Linked DNA regions of Homo sapiens: region 1 is linked to region 2. A link is an interaction called in ENCODE POLR2A ChIA-PET data of the cell type or tissue named here. Cell type or tissue: Panc1. All regions are shown on one strand.

Region 1 (4,000 bases), 150 kb after region 2:
AAACTATCAGACTATCTTCCTAGAGTAGCTCACCATTTTGCATTCCCAGCAGCAGTGTATGAGCATTCCAGTTTCTCCACTTCCACACCAACACTGCTGTTGTCTGATAACAGCTGTTCTTGTGGGTGTAAAGTGGGGTCTCCTTACAGATTTGACTTGGATTTCCTTGACGACTAATGATGTTGAGCATCTCTTAATGGGCTTATTGGCCGTTCATGTATCTTCTTTGGTGAACTTCAGAACTTTTCCCCATTTTTATATTCGGTTGTTTTCTTGTTGATGGAACGTTAAGAGTTTTTAAAATATATTTTGATACAAGTCCTTCATTAGACATAGGATTTTTAAATATTTTCTTCCAATCTGCAACTCTCCATTTTGTTTTCTTAATAGAGTCTTTTGAAACTAAAAAGTTGTTAATTTTGATGAAGTGTGATTTTGCATTTTTTTTCTTATATAGAGCATGCTTTTGGTGTTGTATATAACCCAAGGTTGCAAAGATTTTCTCTTATGTTTGCTTGTAGAAGTTTTGTGTTTTTTCACTTTTACATTTAGGCCTTTGATCTATTTTGATTGACTTAGTGTCATGTATGGAGTTAGGTGGGAGTCTGTTTCATTCTTTTGTATGTGGTTATCCAGTTGTCTCAGCACCATTTGTTGAAAAGACAGTTCTTTCCCCATTGCATAATTTTGGCACCTTTGTCAAAAATCAGTTGACTATAAATGCAAGGATTTATTTTTGGACTCTGAATTGCATTCCATTGATCTATGCCTATCCTTAGGCCATTACTACACTGTCTTGATTACTGGAGCTTCATGGTAAGTTTTAAAATTGGGAAATTTAAGTCCGCCAACTTTGTTCTTTTTCAAGATTGTTTACTAGGCCATTGCATTTCCATTACATTTTAGGGTCAGCTTGTCAATTTCTACAAAATGCCTGGTGGGATTTTGATTGAGACTACATTGAATCTTTAGATAAGTTTGAGGGATATTGCCATCATATCAGTACTGAGTGCTCTAATCCATGAACATGGACTGTCTCTCCATTTATTTAGGTGTTTTAAAATTCTCAGCAATGCCATGATACATTTGAATTTTTAGAAATCCAGTTTTGTAGATTAGAGTATGTGAATTTATACACACATAGAGAAAAGCTGGAACAATAACCAAACTTAACTCTGGTTACCTCAAGGAGGTGATTTTGGGAGGGGGAGTGAGGGAGGTATTTGCTTTTTATTTTATATACTTCTGTATTTGAATATTTTCCAACATTCTTTTATTTTCCTAGTTAAATAAGGTCAAAGTTTATGTTGTAAAAGTGATTGTCTATGTTAGAATATACTATAAAGTTCTTATAATTGATGAACTTATTTAGTACACTTTATAGTTCAAATATATTAGATTTAAAAATTTTAAGAAACATCTATATTGCAAAAAATAATTAGGGTATGGCTGTAGATGCCTTTTGGACAGGTTTAACTATGAAAATAATTATATGGAGCAAAAGCTATATTTGCCCCTACTATGATTTCATAAAATGGAAATGTTCCCCCTTTTCTTCCGAGCAGTTCTTAGCATTGGTTATCTACCTGAGTATCGCCTGGGGTGCTTAGAACACCACAAAACAGAAAGGAAACACAGGGGATCTCTGGGTTTAAACCAGAGCCAGGGCCCTGCTCTGGGGGTGAGGGTCAAATATGTCATCCTGGTGGAGACCAAGTGCTGGAGGAAAGTGCAGGAAGGCACTTCCCCAAATCACGGCTTCTTACAGCCTCGTCCTCTTGCTACGAGGGTATTGGGATCAGTTTCTATTTAACTCCTCACTGCCTGGCACAGCCACAAGCACAACCTGGCATAGCAGAGCCAGTGTCCTAGGGCTTTTAAAGTGCCCAGTGTGGGGGCTGTGTGTGCAGCCCACCTTGGTCCTGCTGTCCTGGGCATTAGTGGGGTGGGAACATCGGCAAGAAGCTTTTGCTGAACTGCAGAGCAGGGACTGAAGGAAGGAGACGCACCCAAGCTCAGATGCCGGGAGCCCTCATGCCCTTCCTGCTGGGTGCCCTCTGTCGATTCTGTAGCGTAAGGGAGGTGCTTATCCTTCCCCCAGAGTGGAGGGTGCCCATGAAGCAGTTTGCCCTTCCCGTCTCCAGCTCAGCTGGCTCCAGCTTTTGGAGGGCCATCGTCCCTTAGTCATCCACTTCAGGTTTTAAATACTGATGGATGAGTTTGCATTCTCTGTGATTTTAATTCTTTATCACATGTGCGTTGGAGACTTCTTGTCTATGTGCTGTGACAAACTTGATAAAGAGAACAGCAGCAAAAGCAGTCGGCTTTCCCAACACCTGCGTGCAGCTGAAGTGGCGAGCGCACCAGTTCCTGGAACACCGCTTGCCGGCGAAGCTCAGGGCACCCACTTGCCCTGGGTGCTCCATAAGGCACTCTGACCTGCCTGCTGCTTCTCTTATCTAGAAAGTAAAAAGTGTTAGAAAGGCAATGCAAAGAAGAACAATCTCTCCCTTGAGTTGAGTGTGGAAAGACAGAAGAGGCTGATCTTCGCTTTTCACTGGCATATAAGTGACCCACACTGTTGCTGAGGAATGGTCACAACTCTGGAGGAGGACAGTGACAAGGCAGTTGTCCTTTGTGAGGAGGGAGAATTGCTAGTCAGGAGTAGGCCATGGGTGTTTTCAATATTTGCTTTTGTATCTAATTCACCCACAAGACAGCAAAACAGTCTGAGCTGTTGCAAGCGTGCCTCCTGTGTAGAGTGCAGGGTCATTATGATGCTTAATCTAATGCTTGTCCTTAGCTCAGCTCCGAAAGAGTTTAGGTCATGATTTCAATCAATAAGGCAGCATAATTTGCAGGCTTTGAAAAATTTACATTTGCTTTGGATATATTTGTGTCCTCCTTGTTGTTGTTTCTTTTGAAGATTCCCAGGTGAGGCCATCTTCGGTGAAAGAGAAGTGAGGTTGTCTGGGAGTATGGCAATAAAACTTGTCCAAAAACAGCACTGTGGCGTCTCCCACTCCTGGCTCGGGAGTTGCCTGGAAGGCATGTTCCATGGGGTCAGGCATGCTGCTGCACACCACTGCCCATCTGCCCTCCTGTCTGGGCGCCAGGCGTTCTAGAAAAGAGAAAGAAATCCCAGTTTCAAACCAGTAGTAAACCGGAGCATTTGCAAATAACTTTGATATTTAAGATGTGGGCGCACTTCAGGAAATGTTTGGTCATGCTTCTGAGGCTAGGAACGACCTGGTGGATTAAAAAAAATTTTTTTTAAAGAAAGCCCTATTATGAGAAACAAAGAACTGTTATCAAAGTATTGAGCAAATACCATTTGGCTCATTCCAAAAACACTACCCAGACATTTTTTCTTATTCTGGACTCAGAGGTGCCAGAAATATTGAGTGCTGGCAAGCATTCCTGACATATGAACAGTGTTACTTTTAAAGATAGTATCTTTATGTGCCTGACTTCTGATTTCGCAGTTTGAACTGTGTTCTCTTAACTCTAATACTAAATTGATCTAGGACCTTGACTAAGTCATTTCATCCTTGGATTTTCCAGCCTTGCTTGACAGTAAAATGAAAACCACAATCCTTGGTGCCCTTTCATCAGAGGGCGTGTGGAGAATGAATGGGTGGTGGTTATCGTTTGCTCTGAGCTCTTGTACTGGACAGGAGGCTCGGGGTGGCCACGCCTCACTCTGATACATGGTGTGTGCCCACCCTGTGTTGAGAAGGCGGGGCTTCAGGAATGTGTTTGTTCAGGCCATTGCAGGGGGAGCAGAGTAACCCAGGCTTGAGGCGTCCCCAGGCTGCCGGGCGCTGGGTGCCAGTGTGGGCCGGGGGGGGTACTCATCCGGGCACTGTCCTCTCCAGCGCGGCTGTTGTACCAGTAGCAAGAGCTCATGCTCGTGCCTCCCTCGGTGGCGTTCCCTGTGCTGGTCATGCTGAGGCTCTGGGGACTGTCACACAGTACCCCCCCCCCACCCCAGCTCCCC
Region 2 (4,000 bases):
TCAGAAAGAAGAGTGGCATGCTTTGACAGCAAGTGGACTCCGAGTCCAGGGCAGAGCCTCAGTTAGGGTAAGAGGCACCCACCCGACCCAACCCGACCCGACCCGACCCGACCCTCGGGAGCCCTGCTCTCTGGTCAGTTGGCCTTCATGGGGGTGGGGAGGTGGGTGGAGGAATGAGGTTTAGTGGTCTGCGAAGGTGGCAGATCTTGTTTTGGTAGATGAGGGCATTATCTCCCACTGCCCCACCACATTCGAGCTGCTTTCAGTCGGCGTGGTGCTTTTGCTCTCTCTGACCATGCAATTGTCGTTCACTGCTGGGCCATGTGGACGGACTGGAATTACAGTTTCTTCTTCTCCGGTTTTCCCCCTGGAGTCCATCGTTGCTTAACTGTTTTCCTCGTTCCATCTCCTTTGAACATTGAGCATCTTCCCACCCCCAGGGGGCCTGGAAGACTTCCCAGCATAACTCCCCACCCAGCCAAGGCTACCGGTCAGTCTGTCCCTGGACAGGGGGTGACAGGTGAGCCTGTCTGGCAGCCCTTGCCAGGGGCTGTGAAATCTTCCTTTGGGTGAGTCAGGGAAGCAAGAATGCCACCTCCTCAGCTCTCTCCCTCAAGGAGGAGCCACACCACGCAGAGGAAGGCAGAGGAGGGAGGAACTGTGCTCCCAGTGTGGGAAGCTGCGTCGGGGGGTTGGGGGGGCACAGGCCCACCCAGGCCACAGGGGGATGGAGGCTGCCCCCAGCTTCTCGCAGCCCTCCCTCCTTCCTACACTCACCTGCCTTCCCCGGGGCAGATCTCCATTTCTGCATTGCACCCAGCCTGGTGGCCTGGGACCAGCCCTGATGGTCAGCCTGTTTGTATGGATCTGTGGGGGATCCCATGAGAAAGAGCTCGTTGGAGCACCCCACCTGGGGCACCCAACTCCATTTCCTGCCCCGAGCCCTCCCCACTCGCCTCCAGGGAGTGTGTGTCACCTCCTCCCCTCTGCCAGCCCTGCCTGCAGCCCTCTTCTCCGCCCCCGCCCCTGCCCCCAGCCTGCAAAAGGTCTCACCCGCCTTCAAAGGGAGCTGAATCAACACTGCAGAAGGAAGTCACTGGGGGGAAGAAGTGAAAAAGAAAAAAAAAGGCCTACGTGGGGGCAGGGTTGGGAGGAGACCAGAGTTGGGTTGCAGGGGAATTTGCAGGCAGGTTGGAGGGTGGGCGGGAGAGGGAAGTGTGGTGAGTGACTGGGAGGGAGCAGCGGTTCCCGGGTGGCCCCAGGGTCCTCGTGGGGGTGCTCTCCAGGCAGGAAGGGACTTTCTGCCACTTGGACATCTCCCTGTGGGGCCAGACCCCAGGGGTCTCCAGGGCTGGTTAGACTCCTTTCTCATCCCTTATGAACCTCACTGACCTGACTCTTCCCTTGGTGCTGCCAAAATATTGCAGCTCCCCAAGCACCTCTGTGAAGTGAGCCTGGAACCACCCTCTCCCCACTGGCCCTCTCCATCCTTAGCATCTTTCTTGACCTTCAAACCCTGCTCCTATGGGGTCTCCTCCGTGGAAACTTCCAGAATCCCACCTGTCACAGAGAGACCTCCTTCCCAAGCTCTGGGGTTGTGTGTTATGGGGGTGGAAGCTGGGCGAAGGGAAGCTGGGGGGCCCAGGCCAGTGTCCAGGATGGGAGGGCAGGAGAGCAGCCCTCAGGCTCTGAATCTCCTTCCCCATCTATGCTCACCGGCTGCCCCCGCTGCCTCCACGTGTGGACGCTGGGGGTCCCTCTCATCTGCCTTGTGTCATGGCTGACATGCTTGTCTCCTGAACTCGATGGTCTGTTCTGGAGCTCAGGGTCGGGCAGCCTCAGAGCACGCAGGTCTGCCAGGCAAGCACAGGGAAAGGCTCAACCAACCAACCCCTGATGACAGCAGGTAGTTTTCTGGAATACATAAGTGAAAGTGACTGCAAATGGAATTTCTGGGCTGACTGGAGGGAAAAGATTGTTCCCAGAATCCTGCTCCAGTCCTGCTCACTCACGCCTGGCTTCAGAACCTAGCTTGGTGATTCAGCAGATGAGAAACCCTGAGCAGTTGTACCCAGACATGCGGCCAGTTTCGCCCACCTGACTCCCTCGGCTCTTAGGGACGGACTCCTCAGTCCTAGCTTGGGATCAACATCTACTCTTTCCTGTGGCTGCTTGGCTGGAGGGCCCTGGGAAGCAGCCCGGCGTGGCCCCACGGATGCCGGTTGCCGGTGCTGCTACATTTCCTTCTGCGGTCGCCATTTCCTCATCAAAGCAAGAGGGCAGGGCAGCAGGCCTCCCGGCTCCGTGGAGCCTGTGATTTTTCACTCCGTGCAGCCACACCTGATATTTTTACACTAAACGCACCAATTACTCACTTGTCTCCACAAAGAAAAACGTGCACAGCCTCTGACTTCCAGCCTTGTGCAACAGGCACATCAGATGGGGGATAGTAAGATGAGTGCTGAGTGAGTCCCCGGAATGGAGGTCTGGGTCCCCCCATAGCAAGGTCACGGCTCTGGGAAGCCCCACGGTCCCTAGCCCCTCCCCTTCACTCCCTCCACCAGCCTTTATTTAATTAATTAATTAATTTATTTATTTATTGTATATATATTTTTTGAGACGGAGTCTCGCTCTGTTGTCCAGGCTGGAGTGCAGTGGCACGATCTTGGCTCACTGCAAGCTCCGCCTCCCAGGTTCACACCATTTTCCTGCCTCAGCCTCCCAAGTAGCTGGGACTACAGGCACCCGCCACCATGCCCAGCTAATTTTATTTTTATTGATTTATTTTTGTTGTTGTTGTATTTTTAGTAGAGACGAGGTTTCACCATGTTAGCCAGGATGGTCTCGAACTCCTGACCTCGTGATCCACCCGCCTCGGCCTCCAAAAGTGCTGGGATTACAGGCGTGAGCCCCCGCGCCCGGCCTCTAACAGCTGTTTTAATGCTCCGTGTGATCATTTCAGCATTGGGATTATCTCGGAGTTGGCATCTATTAGTTATCTTTTCTCTTACAAGTTCTCAAGGTTTTCTTTGTTGCTGTTTGAGTACTTTTGGGTTGTATCATGGACATTTTGAATATTATTTAATAAGACTCTGGATTCTACTAAAATCCTCTGGACAACAATGATCTTTTTGTTTTGCTAGCAGTCAGTCTGGTTAGGGTTAGACCACAAGTCCAGACCTGCCTCTTGTGGGCTGTGGTTCTCATGTGAGTTCAGTTTTTATTTTTTCTTTTCTTTTTCCTTCCTTCCTTCCTTCCTTCCTTCCTTCCTTCCTTCCTTCCTTCCTTCCTTCCTTCCCTCCCTCCCTCCCTTCCTTCTTCCTTTCTTTCTTTCTGACAGGATCTTACTCTGTCACCCAGGCTGGAGTGCAGTGGTGTGATCTTGGCTCACCATAGCCTTGGCAACGTAGCGAGACCTAGTCTCTATTAAAAAAAGAAAGAAAGAAACAACAGCAACAAAAAGAAAATTTACGGAATTGTGCAATCATCACCACAATCTAATTTCAGAGCATTTCCACCCCCTGAAAGATCCTTCTGCTCATTTGCAGTCACTTCCTCCTAGCTCCTTTAAAAAAAAAAAAAAGATATAAACTATTTTAAGAATACAGAACAGCATGGAGAGCACTAGTACCAATCCCCAAACAGCTACCTCTCATCTTACCAAATCTTAACATGTTGCCTGACTTGCCCAGAACTTTTTCTTCCTTTTTAGTAAAGAAAACTCTACAATAGAACTTTGAAGCCCTCTGCTTCCATCTCCCAGGCCCGTAGCCTTCTCTGTCTTCAGGGGTAACCACTGTCCTGCTCTAGGGGTGTGTGGGTCTGCAGGGACGAGGTGCATGTTATTCTTCAATGCCTCCTTCTACATTTTGCTTTTCAGAAGAATCTCAGTGTTACGGATCTGTGGGTCACGAGGCTTCAGAGCAGCACTTCAAGGGCTCTTATTCATTACCCCGTAGCGTGAGTGTGGCACCATGGATGTATGTGATCTAGGCTATAT

What was found. Peaks named below come from ENCODE experiments on the same cell type or tissue, not always from the same donor. Only the 100,000 strongest peaks of a DNase experiment are listed, where the experiment ranks them.
Region 1: POLR2A ChIA-PET joins it to region 2 with 9 read pairs; 7 of 35 experiments call an interaction of 5 or more read pairs at or near these places.

Annotation. Positions count from the first base shown.
Region 1 is chr21:44,779,359-44,783,358 of GRCh38, reverse strand. The region is part of intron 3 of UBE2G2 (ubiquitin conjugating enzyme E2 G2); the gene reads left to right. Among named protein-coding and RNA genes, the nearest start is that of UBE2G2, 20 kb to the left of the region's middle. In Panc1, no CTCF peak of the experiment used is centred here; no DNase peak of the experiment used is centred here; H3K27ac peaks cover 239 bases.
Region 2 is chr21:44,924,721-44,928,720 of GRCh38, reverse strand. ITGB2-AS1 (ITGB2 antisense RNA 1) reads right to left here. Exons shown (of 3, transcript NR_038316.1): 2 at 1,717-1,853; 3 at 1-867. It also overlaps a transcript of ITGB2 not described here. Among named protein-coding and RNA genes, the nearest start is that of ITGB2-AS1, 5.7 kb to the right of the region's middle. RefSeq lists enhancers at 392-1,591, 936-1,823, 1,824-2,713. In Panc1, no CTCF peak of the experiment used is centred here; no DNase peak of the experiment used is centred here; H3K4me3 peaks cover 1,083 bases; H3K27ac peaks cover 1,774 bases.